3 separate regions of the Homo sapiens genome follow, and all the other regions are linked to region 1. Evidence: chromatin loops called from intact Hi-C (ENCODE). Cell type or tissue: sigmoid colon. All regions are shown on one strand. Links, peaks and the distances in the headings refer to the core of each region. The heading gives the core; the rest is flanking DNA.

Region 1 (5,000 bases), core at 1-5,000:
CCACGTGCCCCACAGGATCCACACCTGGGGTACGTGGTTCCGCTAGCTGTGAGTGGGCCCTGGGATCATGCCCCATCTGCTGCTGAGCCCGCCCTCCTCCAGGCCTGGCCCCTTCCTCACCCAGAGACATGAGCTCGTCGTCAAGCAGGGAAACTGAGGCACTGGGCTGCTCAGGGCTGGCCTGCTCGCCAGGGCGGGTGGGCATAGCTGGGTAGGTGGTGCCCGCAGGCGGGAGATCCAGGCCTGAGAGATCCAGCAGGGCCGAGGTGCTCCCTGGGGTGGGAAAGAAGAGGCTGGCAAGTCCTGGGTGTACACGTGTCTCTCAGAGTCCACAGGGGTTGCGGGGGAGCAACACCTAACCCCCGATGCTTTACCACTGGTCTCCTGCCTCCCCTTCCTTGGCCACACCAGCCCCTGCCTGGAAACTGCTCAACAGGACCTCTCTTTGGCATATGATGGTACTTCTGTCCGGAATGTATTTCCTTCTTAGCTCTACTGGGCAAACTGCTACCCATCCTTAAGGCCCTGCTGAAACTTGGCTGCTTCCGTGCAGCGCCTCCATCTCCACTTCTCCCTAACAGAACCAATTCTAACCCCTTTTGTGACCCCCCAAGGCTGCCATCTTACCCTTATTAGACCTGAGTCTGTAATGTTTACTTTTCTAACCCCCCTCGCATTTTCTGATACATAAAGCCTCTGGGGTGTCATCTAGCCCTATACAACAGGTGCCAGATTTGTCAAATGAAAGAATGCCTTCCTTCTTCTGCCTGTCCTCACCAAACCCTCAGCTCCCCCACCAGACTTCTTCCCCCACAGCTGCAGGCTTGGCACAGACTTCACCCCCAGCTCCCTCCCTGGGGCCTTCCCCATCTTAAGGGGCCAGGGTCACCCTGGCAGTCATTCCAGCCGCTCTGAGACCAGCACACCACCCTGCACTCTCTGTGCCCCTCCAGCCTGATGGGTGCCCTCCCAGCTCTCCTGCCACCTCCTCACCAGGGATGGAGCCGGCTGTGGCATCACCGTTGACCTCCTCACCCCGCACCAGCTGCTTATACAGGTTGATCACCTGGGTGAGGTTGTCATTGGCCTGCAGGATCTCCGCTGGAACAGGCAGGAGGGGAGAGGCCAGGCTGAAGGACTGTGGGGGCCTCTGGGCGGCAGGGGACGAGGACCCCACATCCATCACAGCCTGTGTGTGAGGGGAAGGGAAAGGGGCAGGGAAACAGCCCATCTCGTCTGCTGAGACTCTGGCCCTCCGCCACCTCCCTGGTCTCACCTCCCACCCTTCCCTCATTCACTCCCTGCCATACTGCCTGGGCTGTCTCAACACACTGGGCCCGCTCCCGCCTCCAGGCCTCCACTCCAGCTCTGCTCTCTGGCTGCCCCAGATCTCTGCATGGCTTCATCCCTTACTGCCTTCAGGTCTTCACCCAAGGCTCACCTCAGGGAGGCCTGTCCTAAATCCCTCCTGCACCACCTCATCCCTTCCCTGCTTCTCTTCCTCCATGCCACTCACCACCGTGACGAACTGTCGGTGCTCATGGACTTGGTTATTGTCTGTCTCCTCTCACTAAACTACCATGAGGAAGTTTTTGTCAACCTTTTTTTTTTTTTTTTAATATAAATATATTTGAAATAGAGACTGGGTCTCTCTATGTTACCCAGGCTGGTCTTGAACTCCTGGACTAAAGCAATCCTCCCACCTTGGCCTCCCAAAATGCTGGGATTACAGGTGTGAACCACTGCACCCGGCGTTTTGCAAACTTTGATCAGTGCCAGATCCCTGAGGGCCTAGAACAGTGCCTGGCACCAATCAGGCCCTCGGCAACACTGCCTTCCCCAGGTGCCAGGGTGTGGGGCAATCTGGGCAGTGAGCCTTGTGGGTGGGGCTCCTGCTTAATGAGGGAGTGGATGGTACCCAGACCGCAGCCCAAGTGGCCCAGGCTGACACGTGGGCAGAGATCAAGGAAAAGAACCTGGTATGTGGCCCTGGCAGAAGCCGTCAGGCTCAGGTCTGGAACTGCCTGGGCTGTGGGATGCACTCTTAGCTTCCATTCACCCTCATTAGGGAGGAAGGTCTGGGGGCAGATGGCCCTCCGTCTCCCCTGGCTCTGCCACTGTTCTGCTCTGTGATCTGGGCAAGTCATTTTCCTCCCTTAGCCCCAGTTGTGAAAAGGGGATGGGTCTGCCTCCTGTGCAGCTGCGGGTAGTAAATAAGATGCCTGTTAAGGGGGCTGGCCCACAGGGCCTCTCAACAGGGGGGCGGCCCCTGCTCTGTGTCCTCAGAGAGGAGAAACCCAAGGTCGGTGCTGGAGAAGGGGGCCCCCTGGTGGTGGCTCCTTCCAACTGCAGATACTTAGCAGGGCCTGGGGGAGGTGGGGGCAGGAGGTGGAGGGAGAGGGGGGGACCTGACCTCAGCACCTGCCCTGGGCTCACCTAAGGCCTCATCATTGTCCTCTGTGTCACTCGCCAGTCGGAAGAGCGTGGGCCGCATCCGCTCACAGCGCTGGTACAGTTCCTGAGGGCAGCAGGATGGGCGGGTCAGGGTCCGCGTGGGCTGTGGAGTGGGCAGGGAGTGGGGTAGGCAGGGAGGCAGGTGCACCTTCATGAGGTCCTCGCTGCTGCCAGCTGCTGCGCCGCCCTGGCTGTGGCTCATCACCATCTCCGTGAGCAGTTTCACATTGTTGTTCACCTCCTCGATGGCATTCACCCTCTTCGAGATCTTCTCCATCCGCTTCTGGTCCTGGGGACACATTGGCCAAGGGCCCCTGAGAACCTTTGGCCTGGACGAGGCACTGCCCCCTGCCACTTGAGAGAATGTGTGCTGGGATCTGGGTTGACAGCTGGGTGACTGTGGGATCACACTCTGGGTGGGGCTCCAGCAGGCCCTGCCAGGAGCCCCTCATGCCTAGGAAGGGCACGCTGGTCCAAGAAGCCCCCAGTGCCCAGGCCTCTGCACAAGCTCATCAGGATCTTCAGAGATGGCCCAGGAACCTGGGTTTCCAAACCCCTCACCAGGTGCTTCTGAAGGCCCAGGGCCCTAGACCTCCACTGTGGTTCTCAGTGACTCTTGCCCTCCTTGTGTTTGCCCTTTCAAAGGAGGTTCCTGTACTTCATAGTGCAAGGGGACCTCTGTGGTCACCAGGTACAGCCTGGAAACGAGCAGGAAGACCCTTCCAGTGTCTGTCGGTGCCTGGCAGATGGGGGAGCCCGTGCCTTCAAAGGCTGCTTTTGGGAGCAGCCCGGCTTTCCCCTGCCCCTCCGCTTACTGTGCGTGCCCCTCCTTTGCAGAGTGAAAAGTGGCCTCACACAGTCCTCCCACCTTGGCCTCCAAAGTGCTGGGATTACAGGCATGAGCCACCACATCCAGCTTTGAAACTTTTTTTTCAGCACTTTGGGAGGCCGAGATGGGAGGGTCATTGAGCCCAGGAGTTACAGACTAGTTTGGGCAACAAAGGGAGATGCTGTCTCTACAAAAAATAAAATTAGCCGGGCGCTGTAGCGTGTGCCTTTGGTCCCAGCTACTTGGGAGGTTGAGGTGGGAGGATCGCTTGAGCCCAGGAGGTCGAGGCTGCAGTGAGCCATGATCGTGCCACTGCACTCCAGGATGAGATCTTGTCTCAATTAAAAAAAAAAAGTTTCAGCAGGCACCCAGGCAACATATGTATATTTACTTAAAAATTAAACATTTGGCCAGGCAGTGGCTCATGCCTGTAATCCCAGCACTTTGGGACGCCGAGGCAGGCAGATTGCTTGAGCCCAGGAGTTCCAGACCAGCCTGGGCAATGTGGCGAAACCCCTTCTCCACAAAAAAAATACAAAAACTATACCGGTGTGGTGGCACACGTATTTAGTGCCAGCGGCCTGGGAGGTTGAGGTGGGAGGACTGCTTGAGCCCGGGAGGTTGAGGCTGCAATGAGCCATGATCATGCCACTGTACTCCTGCTTGGGCTAGAGAGTGAGTCCTTGTCTCAAAAAAAGTCTCCTCATATACATACACGTATACATACTTACATATATTCATTAGTATTTTTAAATACTAAAAAATAATTTTAAAAATACTTAGTATTTTTAAATACTAAAAAGTAATTTTAAAAATACTTAGTATTTTTAAAAATATACTAAGGCCTAATTCATTTCTAACTTTTGACGAAGAGGTAGCCAGCCTCCCAAAGGCCCATCCAGAGCAAGTCACCCAGGCTGCCGGGAATTCTTCCCTGCACACCCTGGTCCCCCAGCATCAGCTTCTCTGCTGTGCCAGCCCGGGTCACTGCAGGGCTCCTTCCATGTGAAGATGCATACAGCCCCATCTCAGTGGCCCAGCTCAATACCCCCATCCCGCCTCCTCCCTGTGCTCTGGGCTCGGCCGCTACCTCCTGCACCATCTCTTTGATGAGCTTATTGGCTGCGCGGAGGTCTTCGGGATGGGAGCTCTTCAGCAGGCGGGCCAGCATCTGCAGAGACAGAGGGGTGTGACCGTGAGGGCAGCACCTGGGCCAGGGGTCAGAAGACTGGAGTCACATGATGGCTCCCCGCTTCCTGCCTGTGGGACCTGAGTAAGTTACTTAAGCTCTCTGTGAAATGGTGAGAATTTACTGATGCCTGATAGGGTGGCCACAGGCCAGCGGAGACACTGCATGTAAAGTGCACACCACAGCGCCTAGCAGAAATAAGTAATCAACAAATGGTGCTCCTTATATCCCCATGGCTGAGAACCTTTCTGGGACAATGTACAAGAACCTTAACAGTAGACACTCTCCAGGGCTGGGGCTAAGACTGGGGAGAGGGGACCTTTTACTTTAACCTCTTTATTTTAATCTTACCTCCTCCTGGGCTGTTTAACTTTTCACCCACAAGTTTTAATTTTATTAACTTTTAACAAAAAATTAGTGAAATTCTTATAGAAAAGGTCAAAATACCCTCAAACAAACTCCAGGGACACCAGACACACTCCTGTTTATTAAATGTGGGGATGCTGTATGGGACATACTCAGCACATA
Region 2 (7,076 bases), core at 1,086-6,085, 330 kb before region 1:
CTGCAGGAATGTGGCTGAAAAGCAATAAGATCTAAGCCAGGTTAAGGCACCAGGAGTAGAAAAATGCAGACAGGGCTGAAGTACATCTAGGAGGCACAATCTACATGACAGGGATGGGAAGGGGACCAGAAGGATGGAGAAGGACGCATCTGACTCAAGTGAAAAGGTATCTGAAAGTGCCATGCAGAGAGAGAGAAGGCTCCATGTCTCTCCAGAACATAACTGCATTTTTTCCCTCATCAGTCACACAAGACAGAAAGCCCTACTTTCCTCTTGAGGCTGGCAACCTATCCACCTAGTTGCTCAAGCCAGAAACCTGAGAGTCGTCCTCGTCACCACTCACTTTCTCAGCCCCATAACCAACCCACCGAAATAACTCTTTTATCTGCCTTCTCATCACCTGCACTACCAGCACCTATGTCCAAGCCACAGGCCTCTCACCTTTCACTCTTGCCCTTCCCCAGTTCACTCCTTACTCGAGGCAGGAATGTACTTTCTAAAATGTAACCTGGACTGTGCCCTGGCTCAAAGTTTGTCAGTAGCTTCCCATTGCCTTTAGGCTACAAAATACTGCCTCATCTGAGCCCTGCTTACCTCTTCCCTTTGCTCCTTAAGCAGTCCCACCCAGCAGAAAGCACCTGGCATATAATAAACATTCAACACATGTTTGCCAAATGAAGGAAGGCACCGTTTAACTTGTCAGTGAACTAACTGCCCCAGAAGCCACAGGCTGTGGACCACATGGACAAAAGCTTTCAGGCCCACCCTGCAGGGCTGTTCTGCTATGCAAGACTGGAACACAGCTCACTCTAACTGGGAATGCTTATGGCAGGGGCCTTGACCACAAATAGAAGGCAGACACATTCAGCTAATCATCACCTGTCAGACGATTTGGCAGCTTGGGCTGCAGAGGTGGGAGCCTGAGGCTGAATACTGACCTCTTCGGCATTCTCCAAGTCATCTAGCCCTTCATCCTCCTCCACATCATCAAAGTCGTCGCCATCAAAACTGTACAGGAAGAAGAGATCAGTTACTTAGAGCATCACTTAAAAGAATCAAAGAGGGGCCAGGCACGGTGGATCACACTTGTAATCCTGGTACTTTCGGAGATTGAAGTGGGCGGATCACTTGAGGCCAGGAATTCAAGACCAGCCTGGCCAACAAGGCAAAACCCCATCTCTACTAAAAATACAAAAATTAGCCGGGCATGGTGGCACATGTCTGTAATACCAGCTACTTGGGGGGCTGAGTCACAAGAATTGCTTGAACCCAGGAGGTGGAGGTTGCAGTGAGCCAAGATTGCACCACTGTACTCCAGCATGGGTGACAGAACAAGAACCTGTCTCAAAATAAATAAGAAAAATTAAAAAAAAAAAAAATTCAGAGGCCGGGCATGGTGGCTTTGTATTGTGGCTCTGGGATTAAGCCTGTAATCCCAGCACTTTGGGAGGCCAAGGCGGGTGGAGTTCAAGGCCAGCCTGACCAACATGATGAAACCCCGTCTCTACTAAAAATACAAAATTAGCCGGGAGTGGTGGTGGCACATGCCTGTAATCCCAACTACTTGGGAGGCTGAGGCAGGAGAATCACTTGAACCCAGGAGGCGGAGGTTGTGGTGAGCTGAGATCACGCCATTGCACTCCAGCCTGGGCAACAAGAGTGAAACTCCGTCTCAAAACCCCCCCCCGCCACCGCAAAACAAAAAACAAACAAAAAAAAAATCAAAGAGGGCAGAGATCTGTGTCTCGCCCAGTATGTAGGAAGCACTCAATAAATATTTACTTAATAAGTAAATCAGCTGAGTGCAGTGGCTCACGTCTGTAATCCCAGCACTTTGAGAGGCCGAGGTGGGTGCATCACTTGAGGTCAGGAGTCCAAGACCAGCCTGGCCAACATGGAGAAATCTCGTCTCTGCTAAAAATACAAAAAAATTAGCCGGGTGTGGTGGTGGGCGCCTGTAATCCCAGCTACTCAGGAGGCTGAGGCACAAGAATTGCTTGAACCCGAGAGGCGGAGGGTGCACTGAGCCACGGTCACCCCACTGCACTCCAGCCTGGGTGACACAGCGAGACTCCTTCTCAAAAAATAAAAAATAATAATAAGAAGAAGAAGTAAATCCGACTTTTGTTCCATTTTACCCCTTCAATTTTTCCCCATCTGCCCCCAAATATTGCTAGTACTCATTCATCATCACTGTTTCCCTCTCTACTGGATCATTCCCATCAGCATTTTTTTTTTTTTTGAGACAAAGTCTCGCTCTGTTGTCCAGGATGGAGTGCAATGGCGTGATCTTGGCTCACTGCAACCTCTGCCTCCTGGGTTCAAGCAATTCTCCTGTCTCAGCCTCCCGAGTAGCTGGGATTATAGGCACACGCCACCATGCCCAGCTAATTTTTGTATTTTTAGTAAAGATGGGGTTTCACCATGTTGACCAGGCTGGTCTCGAACTCCTGGCCTCAGGTGATCCACCCTCCTCGGCCTCCCAAAGTGCTGGGATTAGAGGTGTAAGCCACAGCACCCGGCCCCATCAGCATTTCAACATGTGCTTTTCCTCATCTAAAAAAAAAAAAAAAAAAACCCTTATTTCTCTTCTCTCTCCCCCTATAGCCCTAATTCCATGGTGTCCTTTGAAGCAAAAATGTGTGAAAGAGCTGTCCACCCTCACTATCTTCCTCTCTTCCCATTTTGTCATAATCTCACTCCAAAAAGCCTTTCACCCCAACAGCTCCATCAAAACCACTTTCCAAGCTCATTAATGATCTCCACGTTGCTAAATCCAATGGCCAACTCTCCTTCTCATTTAGCCTGATCTATCAGCTGGCACATTAGGCCACTTGCTCTCCTCACTTGACTCCAAGGACACCTCACCCTCTTGGTGTTCCCCCACCTCCCCGGCTTCTCTTTTCCCCCAAGCACTCAATGTCCAAATGCCCTAATGCTCAGCCACGGGTCATCTCCTCTTCTCTACTGACACTCACTGGGAATGGGGTAGCAATCCCACACGTTTCTTATTTTTATCTTCAGACTAGCTCTCTTTGCACCCACATATCCCACAGGTAATTTTTGGGCTCTATCTTTAAAATAGTAATATATCCAGAATTCAAAACCAGTTCTCACCACCTCTACTCCTACCACCCTACTATAAGCTACTGACTTCTCTCATCTAGATTACTACAAGCAGGCCGGGCACGGTGGCTCACGCCTGTGATCCCAGCACTTTGGGAGGCCGAGGCGGGTGGATCACAAGCTCAGGAGTTCGAGGCCAGTCTGGCCAACATGGTGAAACCCGTCTCTACTAAAACTACAAGCAATTAGCAAGGCGTGGTGGTGCACGCCCATAATCCCAGCTAGTCGGGAGGCTGAGGCAGGAGAATCCCTTGAACCCCGGAGGTGGAGGCTGCAGTGAGCCGAGATCGCGCCACTGCACTCCAGCCTGGGCGACAGAGCAAGACTCTGTTTCAAAAAAAAAAAAAAATTACTGCAAAGGACCGTCCCAGACTTTTATTTAATGCCACCCGGTGGAGCTGCCCCAGACCCTCCTCTGGAGTACTCCTATACTACATACGTCTAGAACTGGGGAAGCTCACGCGACCACCGTTACCTGCTTGCTTGCTTACTTATGGGCCTGTGACCCCTTTTCTAGAAAGTGAGCACGTGGAGAGGCAGGGACGATTGTTCATTCACCTCAATATTCCCACTGCATGATACAGAGCCCGGCTCGCTGGAACATTTGCTGAAGGACACCTTTTCTACGGATCCCCTCTGGACCCTCGAGCCTGGGCCCTCCTGTGCCTCCAGCCGGGGCTGTGCTCCTGGGTCGCCCGCCCTTCCCTTCCTCGGCTCCGCCGGCCCCCTCAGGACCCCAGTCCCCTCAGACATTGCCCCTAGACGCCAGGCTCCTCAGCCGACCCAAGCCTTGCCTCATCCGCCCCTTCCAAGGTTGCCGCAAAGGCCACTCCGCTCCCGCACTCACTTGTCCTCGTTGTCTGACATGACACCCTCGCCTCAGCGACCCCGCTGCGCCCCGGTCCCGCGCGGAGACCCGCAAACAGCGACACTACGACTCGCGCGGCTCCTAGCTTATCTTGCGCCTGCGCCGTAACCCAGAGGAAATCACTTCCGGGAGGCAGGACAGAGCGGGGAAAGTGCGCATGCGCTGACTGGTGTGTGCGCGTTTCTATAGTAGCGAGAGGCGCTAGCTGCCAGCTCCAGCAGCCCAGATCGCGCAGTATTTCTGCGTGGCACCGGTGCGGATGCGGCTGTAAAGCAGTGGTCACCGCCTCCGGGAGCCCACTTCTATGTGGAGAGGGGAGCACCCAGAGAGGGTCTTAGGGTGAAATTTCAATTTTGGCATATCACTCAGTGGGTACTGTTGTGACCATGGCTGTGTTAACACTCCCTCCCGAGGAGACTTCCCTGCCACAGGCGCTGGGTCAGAATGAGGACTGTGTGTGTGTATCTGTGTGTCTGGATGGGAGGTTTGGGCACTGTCGCAATATTAACTGGCGGCATCATTCTCTGGCTCGATCCCCGCTTCCAGACTTCTGGGGGTGTTGGGCGTCGGGGAACAGAGATTAGGGACAGGAGACAGGGGGTGTGTCATTGCGTCTTTCCCTCCTCAGAGTCCTCCCATGGCTTCACAGAAGCAGATGGAGGTAGTGACCAAAGGAACTGGGTTCCGGCGCCGCCCCAAGACCATCACTTACACCCCGGGGACCTGCGAGCTGCTCAGAGGTCAGTCCGTTAAAGCAGCGATCCCAGCCTTTTTGGCACCAGGGACCGGTTTCGTGGAAGACAATTTTTCCACTGACGGAGGTGTGGGGAATGGTTTCGGGATGAAACTGTTCCACCTCAGATCATCAGGTATTAGTTAGATTCTCATAAGGAGCGTGCAACCTAGATCCCTCGCGTGCGCAGTTCACAATAGGGTTCGCGCTCCTATGAGAATCTAAGGCCGTCACTGACCTGAAAGGAGGCGGTGAGGCTCGCTAGCCTGCCGCTCACCTCCTGCTGTGCGGCCCGGTTCCTAACAGGCCAGGGACTGGTACCAGTCCACGGACGGAGGGTTGGGGACCCCTGAGTTAAAGGATGAGAGAAGAATGGTGGTAGTTACCCTCTGTAACTCAGTTCCCCCGTACCTGACCTGTGGCTTAGCACTATTTTCCTTTACAGATAAGGAGCCTGGGGTTCAGAAAGCTTCAAAATTCTACTGCATATGCCTTATTCGGGGGCGGGGCGGGGCGGGGGGGAGGGGAAGGTTCAAGGTGCTACACCTTGCCAAAAGTCAAAGAACTAAAATTTTTAGAGTAGTTAACTCCTATGCATCCTTTAGATCACACTTTCAACTTTCCCGAGGAAGACTTCTGCTCCTCACCACCACAGTAGGATCAACTGTTATGTGCCCTCACACATTTTCCTTCACTGGGCTTAGCACAAGCTGTAGTCAGTTATTTGGTGTCCCATCTATCCCTCCAGATCATGAATTTCATCAGGCAGGAACCGTGCCTGTTTCGGCCCACAATTGTAGCTCCAGCCCCTGAAACATGATGAACAAGTATTCATGTGTTCTTTTACTCAACAACTTTTTTGTTTTTTTCCAACAACAACATTTTTAAGTCTACCATGTGCCTTAGACTCTGTTTTAGGTGCTGGGGATACAGCAGTGAAAGAAAATGAGGTGGCTCAAACCGGTAATCCCAGCACTTTGGGAGGCCAAGGTGGGCAGATCACCTGAGGTTAGGAGTTCACGACCAGCCTGACCAACATGGAGAAACCCAGTCTCTACTAAAAGTACAAAATTAGCCGGGCGTGGTGGCGCATGTCTGTAATCCCAGCTACTTGGGAGGCTGAGGCAGGAGAATTCCTTGAACCCAGGAGGTGGAGATTGCAGTGAGCTGAGGTCGCGCCACTGCACTCCAGCCTGGGCAACAAGATGGAAGCTCCATCTCAAAAAAAAAAAAAAAAAAAAAAAAAAAAAAAAAAAGAGAAAGAGGAAAAAATATTTAACAGAGGGCAGAAATTTTATTAAACCAGCAAAAATTCTTATCATACAGCTAATATAGAAGGATAACAATAAAATAAAATATATAGAATTTTAGGTGGTCGTAAGTGCTATAGAAAAAACGAAGCAGGAAAGATAGAGAAGGCATGCTCAGTGCAGAATGGGGCTAGGATGTAGGGTTTTAAATTTCAGTAGGGTGTCAGGTGAAGGCATCCGCCTGCAGCCCAAGAGGCCTCATAGAATGCTTTGTCGTGCAGTGATGATGAAGGAATCCAAACTGACGAACATCCAGCAGCGCCACATCATGGACATCATGAAAAGTAAGGGGCAGTCCACAGAGGCTTCCTGGACAGAGGGATCTGGGGCCACACTTTTAATGCTTCTCCATGTTAAGGGAGAGAGGACCTCATATAAAAAAAACAAAGACAGCCGGGCACGTGGCTCATGCCTGTAATTCCAACACTGGGAGGCTGAGGTGGGAGGATGGCTTAAGCCCAGGAGTTCAAGACCAGCCCGGGCAACGCCACAAGCCACAAGACCTCATCTCCACAAAACCTTTTTTTTTTTTGAGACAGAGTCTCACTCTGTCGCCCAGGCTGGAGTGCAGTGGCGCAATCTCGGCTCACTGCAACTTCTGCCTCCCGGGTTCATGCCATTCTCCTGCCTCAGCCTCCCAAGTAGCTGAGACTATAGGTGCCCACCACCACGCCTGGCTAATTTTTTGTATTTTTAGTAGAGACGGCGTTTCATCGTGTTAGCCAGGATGGTCTCGATCTCCTGACCTCATGATCCGCCCACCTCGGCCTCCCAAAGTGCTGGGACTACAGGAGTGAGCCACCACGCCTGGCCAACTTTTTTGTTTTGTTTTGTTTTGAGATGAGTCTCTCTCTCTGTCGCCCAGGCTGGAGTGCAGTGGCATGATCTCGGCTCACTACAACCTCCGCCTCCTGGGTTCAGGCAATTCTCCTGCCTCAGCATCCTGACTAGCTAGGATTACAGGCGTGCGCCACCATGCCCGGCTTAATTTTTGTATTTTTAGTAGAGACTGGGTTTCACCATGTTGGCCAGGCTGGTC
Region 3 (6,683 bases), core at 1-5,000, 130 kb before region 1:
GTGGATCTGGAAGCCATAGTTGCGCTGCACCGCGTACTCAGTGACATCCGTGCAGGAACGCAGGTCGATCTCACCATCCAGCTCATCTGCCTGGAGCAAGAGGGCCCACTATGGTCCGTGTGGGCCCTGGTGTGACCCACCCCAGTGAACCCAGCCAGGCCACCCCAGGCCCTTCCGGGGGTTCATCAGTACACCCATGGCCTCACCTCCTCAGCAGTGGAGTCTCTGTAATATTTGAGACTTGAATCTGTCAGCACAAACCAATGTTTCTTCCACTGCGAAGTAGAGGTGGTGGTGAGCGAGGGGGAGGGAGGCTGCAAGGAGGATGGAATGAAAGAGCCAGTGTGTGTGATTGTACAGGTGTCCTGTGTGGCTGCCAAACTCACTATGCTGCACACAGGAGGGGTGGGGAGGCGGAAAATGCCAATTTGAGACCTGGCCCCTCCATTTCCTCTCTGAGCCTCAGGGGTAGCATCTGTGAAATGGATTGGTTTCCCCTCCGTAACCACACCCTCCCTTTCCTTCTTGGAGCTCCTTTTAAGATTGCCAAGGCTCCTCAGGCACCCCGGACCCAGTGCAGACAGGGAGGGGTGATGACCTGTGTAAGCAAGTCAGGGACTCAGCGGGGCCAGGACGTTACGTCTTTTTCCATATTCCCCCAGATCATCACCATGGTCAGGGACAATGGTCCCCTGGGAAGTAGGACTGGATGGAGCCCTGGAGTAGGAGTGAGTGCCAGCCACAATCTGCTGCCTTTTTTTTTTTTTTTTTTTGAGATGGAGGAGTTTTGCTCTTGTTGCCCAGGCTGGAGTGCAATGGTGCAATCTCCACTCACTGCAACCTCCCCCTCCTCCTGAGTTCAAGTGATTCTCCTGTCTTAGCCTCCCGAGTAGCTGGGATTACAGGCGCCCGCCATCATGCTCAGCTAATTTCTTGTATTTTTAGTAGAGATAGGGTTTCATCATGTCAGCCAGGCTGGTCTCAAACTCCTGGCCTCAGGTGATTCACCTGCCTTGGCCTCCCAAAGTGCTGGGATTACAGGCGTGAGCCACCGCGCCCAGATGCACGGTCTGCTTCTTGAACTGTAGGCTGGCTACCCACATCCGCAGCAGGTGAGAGCGCCCTAAGCTGTAAGTTTAGGATTTGTGATTGGGTGCCTTCCTGCAGTGCCTGTCTCTGCTCCAGCTGGGGTTAGATTGGCAGGACATGTAGGAAAGGGGTGGGGGCGCCAGAACAGCCTGATAGTATGCCAAGCCCAGCCCACCTCTGGGCTTCTGGTCACTCCACTGGAATGCCAGTCGCGGCCCGCCCACTGCCAGGGTCAGTGCATATCACCCGGTCCCCAGCCCTCCCAGGGTTCCCTCACATCACCAAGCCCTGTCTGTGCTGTTGGTTGTTTCAAGTACTTAGTTTTCTCTCCTCAAGAAGATGGTAAGTTCTCAAGGGGCATGCAACGACGATACCTTCTGCTTCTTTCCACATTGCCTCCCTGAGAAAAGGAGTTTTGTATCCAAGAGTTCCCTTTCTCTCTGTGTGCCTTTAGGCAAGTGTCTCCACTTTTCTGAGCTTCAGTCTTCTGAACCATAAAGTAGGGCTACTAAGAAGTCCCTATAGCTGGGCGCGGTAGCTCGCGCCTATAATCCCAGCACTTTGGGAGGCTGAGAAGGGTGGATCATCTGAGGTCAGGAGTTCGAGACCAGCCTGACCAACATGGAGAAACCCTGTCTCTACTAAAAATACAAAAAAAAATTAGATGGGCATGGTGGCGCATGCCTGTAATCCCGGCTACTCGGGAGGCTGAGGCAGGAGAATCGCTTGAACCCGGGAGGCGGAAGACACAGTGAGCCGAGGTTGCGCCACTGCACTCCAGCCTGGGCAACAAGAGTGAAACTCTGCCTCAGAAAAAAAAAAACAAAAATAAAAAACAAAAAAAGAAGTGCCTAGACCTTCTGGTGAGGCGAGCGGCGCCCATCCTCTCTTGTGTGGATGGCTGTCATGGCCCTTGGCATAGGGATGGACACCAACCAGGTTGCTGGGTTTGTTCTGGGAGGCCAGGCCTCTTAGAAGCATTTTCCTCTCACTAAGTAAACGGAGTTGCTGCTGCAGACCTCAATTGCCTCTCTGTAAAGTAGGACAGGGGTTCTATGCCAAGAGGTTTCTTTAGCTCTTCCAGGCCTAGCCTATGACTGTCTGAGATGGAAGCTGGGTGGAGCTCCATGGGCCTCAGGTGCGCTGAGTTCTGAGCCTGGGTCTGCCCCAGGTGCTCCTAGGCCTGGAAGAGACCAACACCCTCATGGGCCCGTCTCCTGTCTGTGCACCAAGGGGTTGGGCTGGCTGAATTCCCAGGGCCCTTCCAGTTCGGACATTCCAGAACCCTGTGATAGAGGATGACTAATGGCCAGCTCTGGGTGGGGCCTGTAATCCCTCTGCCCTCCGGGGACCCTGGGTGGGGAGGCCAGGAAGGGGTCACTGGCGGGGTGCCGGGCTTTGTGTGAGCCTAGAGAGCAGCCACCAGGGACAGCGGGCAGGCAGCGGGTAGGGAAGGCTGTGGGCTGGAGGGAATAAAACATGTGGGCCGGAAACACAATGAAATCCCCTCTGGCTCAAAGCCCTCTCCGGCATGCAGGCTGCACGCAGACCAGAGCAGCAGGCGCATGCAGGGCAGGGGTGGGGAGACGCTCCTGCCCAGGCAGTGTGGGCAGGGAGCCAGCCTGGCAGCCGAAAGAACAGAGCTGAGGAAACAGCCACTGTCCCTGCTGGTTCCAAGGACACATATGCCAGAGGAAGGGAAGGGTCTTTAGCTGAGCCCACAGTAAGTGCCAGGAGCTTTGTGGCACCTGTACGTGCTTGATCTCTCTGACCTTGTTATCCACTCTAGAAAGAATCACCATTATCCATTATGCCCATGTCACAGACGTGGCCACTGAGGACTAGAGGAGGCTTTGACTCAACCAGTGGGGATCCAGGTGGGTGAAACCCCAGCACCTGCGCCCTGAGCCCCACCCCCCTCAGACCAGGCTTTAGGAATCTGTGTCTCGGGCCAGACAGCTTCTACGAGCCCTTCCACCCAAGACCCTTGACTCCCACCCAGGCTCCTACTGAGGTGGCAGGGCCAAGAGACTCTTGATGAGATCAAGGGATGGGGCACTGGGTGTGAGGGGCTAGACGGCCCCTTGCTGTGATCCCTTTTACACACTGCAGACTGCTCCAGGAGGCAGAAGCCTAATGGGCAGCCTCCACCCCTCCCAGCCCCACCCCCAGGGTTCTCACACCAGCCCCAGCCCCACCCCCACTCCTGGGCTGCCCAGGGGCCCAGCAGCAGCACAAGCCAGCTTCCTCCCCTCCGGCCTCAGTCCTCTTACCTCTCCAGGCTCGTCCAAGATCGACATCCATCCCTTCTTGAAGTTGAGCAGATCGGGCTGTGGGGAGATGAGGAGGGAGGTGAGTTGGGTCCAGCAGGAAGCCAATGGGGGCTGGTGAGGGGAGCGTGCTGCACCCACCCTGTCCCCAAGTCCTGTGGGACCGAGCTCCTGGGAAGCCAGCCAAGAGGGCTAAGGCCCTAGGTAACCCCCAAGTCCAAGCAGGCCTCCCAGCCACTGAGGCAGCCCTGGCCCCTTTCCTGATAGTGGCACTCAGAGAGCCAAGAAGTTGGGCTGGGTGGCTGGCACACACACCCAGATGTCCCAGGGGCCTCTCTCCAGCCGACCCCTCGCCCAAGAATGGGAGAGAGGGGCTGGGAGGACTCTGCCTGCATAGAGACCCCCTGAGAGCTCAGAGGGCAGTCCAGACCAGCAGCACTGCGCGAACTGTCCAGTTCCTCCCTCTGACGAGGACCAAGTGCCCCACGGACCCTCCCATGGGCCCGCCAGTCCTGTCCTTTCCTCGGCTCCAGGAGACTATGGGAGGTGGAGCCAGTCACAGGCTGGGGTCAGAAACCCTCTGGTCCCCGCCTAGATCTCTTTGGGAAGGGTCAGTCCTGGCAAGCCCTACCTTCTGGGTGCCGCCCAGGGGGGCACAGCCCCGGGGTCTGGGGGCTACCAGCTGCAGCATGTCCCATGGAGACCTGTGCCAGGCACCCCCACCCAGGCCTAGATAAAGAAGTTGCTCATCCTGATATTTTTCTGACCATGCTCATCTAGTGGGTGCCAACCACCAGACCCTCCCTTCCTGCTGGGGAGACCTCTCTCATCTAAGTCCCGGTCCCTCTGCAGTCTCCGCTCCTGGCGCCGGCAGGGAGGAGGTGGCCACCGGTTGCCATGGCTCTGAGCCTACCTATCAGCCCCTACATCGAGGCCTCACCAGGCCAAGGTGTCTGGTTGCCTGCAGAGAACGGGTGGCATGGCTCAGTGGAGTGGGCGGTGACAGTGGCAGCTGGAAACCACAGCCACCCTGCCTGGCCACCTCTCCCGACCCACTCTCCACCCACGGAGCCCCTTCTCAGGTATAGGAAGTGGACCAACCGGGGCTTGGGACAGCTGAAGATCCAGAACCTTCCACAGCCACAGTCGGGGGACCCAGTAGGTTGGCATCCCAGCCCCTCCCTGTATACCTGTCTAAGGGAGAGACACAGGCTCTGCTCACGGCCGAGAACCCCTGGGGCTGCGTTTGTCCCGCTGCTCTGTATTCTGCCCACCCCGTCTTCCACCTGAGACGGAGGCTGCCCAGGGCGATCCCAAGCTAAGAATGAAGATTGGTGACCACACCTGGCTCCACTTCCCCTCAGTCTGGGACCTCCTGTGGCCCCAGGGCCTTGCAGGGGGCTTGACCACAGCAAGGCTCAGGAAAAACTTGCTGAGGAAATATCTACCCCCTGGTCTAAATTTCTGTGCTTTTTGGGCCATCTCCCCTACCCCCACCTAGCCCGGAGGAGCCAGGCTTCCTGGGCCCACAGAGCTGGCACCACTGGGCAGTCCCAGGCGAAAGTCCCTGGGCCAGGGCTGGGAGATTGGGGCAGGAATGACAAGCTGTCAGGCTGGAACCTCTAGGGCTGCCTGGGAAGTGGAGTCACTGTGACCTTCCTAAGTCACATCCCCTCTCTGAGTCCTGGCTGCCTGATGTGGCAAATGACGGGGCGGTCCTCCCCTCCCGCAGCTTCCGACAGGACTGAACGTGTCTGTACAAGGAGAAACCTAGTGATCCTCCAGAGCCCAGTACAGACACATCACATACCATGTCAGGCACGCCATGACACAGTGACCTTGGGGATAGAAGGTCACCAATTTGAGTTTTGTTTTGTTGAGACAGGGCCCTGCTCTGCTGCCCAGACTGGAGTGTGGTGGTGTGATCACAGCTTACTGCTGACTCAACCTCCTGGGCTCAAGCGATCCTTCCACCTCAGCTTCCAAGTAGCCGGGACGACATAAGCACTCCACCATGCTCAGCTAATTTTTTTTTTTTTTTTTTTTTTGTAGAGATGGGGTCTCCCTATGTTTCCCAGGTTGGTTTCAAACTCCTGAGCTCAAGTGATCCGCTCACCTCGGCCTCCAAAAATGCTGGGATTATAGGTGTGAGCCAATGTGCCCGGCCAACCAATGTGAGTTTTTAAACTGGCAGGGAAACCTGTCCCCAGGGTCAAAAGGTCCGATCATCTAAATCTCCCACGATGCCCCTTCATACAGGGCTCTTCAGGCCCAGCTACCTCTTCTTCACCTGCTAGAAGCTCAGTTTCTCCTTCCGCCTTTCGGGAGTACTGGCAGGTTCTCACAGCCCCGCCTCCTACCTGGCCAGGCACACAACCCCTCTACACACCCTCGGGCTGGCGGGACTCACTCAAAAAGGCTTGGTATCCCAGGCTTGCTTAACAGTTCCAGGGACGGCTCCAGGTGGCTTGCTTTATTTTTGAGACAGAGTCTCTGCTGCCCAGGCTGGAGTGCAATGGCGCCATCTCGGCTTACTGCAACCTCCACCTCCCGGGTTGAAGCGTTTCTCCTGCCTCAGCCTCCCAAATACCTGAGATTACAAGCACCCACCACCATGTCCAGCAAATTTTTTTATTTTTAGTAGAGATGGGATTTCACCATGCTGGCCAGGCTGGTCTCGAACTCCTGACCTCAAGTGATCCATCCACCTCAGCCTCCCAAAATGCTGGGATTACAGGCACACATAAGCCACTACACCCGGTCTCCAGGTGGCTTTAAAACAAAGTCCAGCTGCCTCAGGATGGCAGGGAAGCCTCATCACACTCTTCCAGCCTGGCCTCCCCTTGCTGAGGGGCCCCTGTTTATACCACTGCATATTCCTTGCCGATCACAACACACCAGGACTCCGGGCCCTTCATATGTGCCATGTCCTTGGCCTGAAACACTATGCTTCCTCCTCCTCCGATGACTAGGCAAGCGGCTACTCAGGCCTTAAGACCCAGCTTAATGGCCACCTCTGAGGTCCCTTCACAGTTCATGCCACTCACCGCACCACCAGCCGCCCCCGTCCTGCCCTCCCATGGCCCCTCTCAGAGGCCTCTGTTGCATCCGTGACTATCTTGAGGCCCTTTACTTATCCTTCACAGGCTAGATTAGATGCAACTCACAGTCAGGGACATACACTGTTTACCTGCCAGGACCCAGCACAGATAGGGGCTCAGGGAGTGTTTGCAGAAAAAAAAATTTTTTTTTAAAGTTATCAGGCACTGTTCTAGGCCAGGAAATTAGCTGTGACCAAGAGCTGTGGCCCCTGCCCTGGTGGAC

Evidence for each region. Peaks named below come from ENCODE experiments on the same cell type or tissue, not always from the same donor. Only the 100,000 strongest peaks of a DNase experiment are listed, where the experiment ranks them.
Region 2: a loop joins it to region 1, with 2.8 times the contacts of the local background. A loop is called at or near these places in 2 of 110 quality-filtered maps.
Region 3: a loop joins it to region 1, with 2.6 times the contacts of the local background. A loop is called at or near these places in 7 of 110 quality-filtered maps.

Annotation. Positions count from the first base shown.
Region 1 is chr22:37,621,070-37,626,069 of GRCh38, reverse strand. GGA1 (golgi associated, gamma adaptin ear containing, ARF binding protein 1) reads right to left here. Exons shown (of 17, transcript NM_013365.5): 7 at 4,374-4,454; 8 at 2,603-2,743; 9 at 2,437-2,518; 10 at 994-1,101; 11 at 121-273. Among named protein-coding and RNA genes, the nearest start is that of GGA1, 15 kb to the right of the region's middle. In sigmoid colon, for the core only: a CTCF peak has its summit at 2,335 (motif pointing left); DNase peaks (open chromatin) are centred at 1,894, 2,299 and 4,344; H3K27ac peaks cover 506 bases.
Region 2 is chr22:37,950,705-37,957,780 of GRCh38, reverse strand. C22orf23 (chromosome 22 open reading frame 23) reads left to right here and starts at 4,180. Exons shown (of 7, transcript NM_032561.5): 1 at 4,180-4,333; 2 at 4,623-4,734; 3 at 6,259-6,321. The coding sequence starts at 4,632. It overlaps POLR2F (RNA polymerase II, I and III subunit F), which reads right to left and starts at 4,082. Exons shown (of 5, transcript NM_021974.5): 1 at 3,974-4,082; 2 at 939-1,008. The coding sequence starts at 3,993. RefSeq lists a silencer at 3,847-3,916. In sigmoid colon, for the core only: no CTCF peak of the experiment used is centred there; DNase peaks (open chromatin) are centred at 4,140, 4,470 and 4,690; H3K4me3 peaks cover 2,429 bases; H3K27ac peaks cover 435 bases.
Region 3 is chr22:37,748,508-37,755,190 of GRCh38, reverse strand. TRIOBP (TRIO and F-actin binding protein) reads right to left here. Exons shown (of 24, transcript NM_001039141.3): 12 at 3,363-3,419; 13 at 207-314; 14 at 1-90. Among named protein-coding and RNA genes, the nearest start is that of H1-0, 53 kb to the left of the region's middle. RefSeq lists enhancers at 1-369, 2,017-2,637, 2,452-3,651. In sigmoid colon, for the core only: no CTCF peak of the experiment used is centred there; DNase peaks (open chromatin) are centred at 2,470 and 3,510; H3K27ac peaks cover 3,247 bases.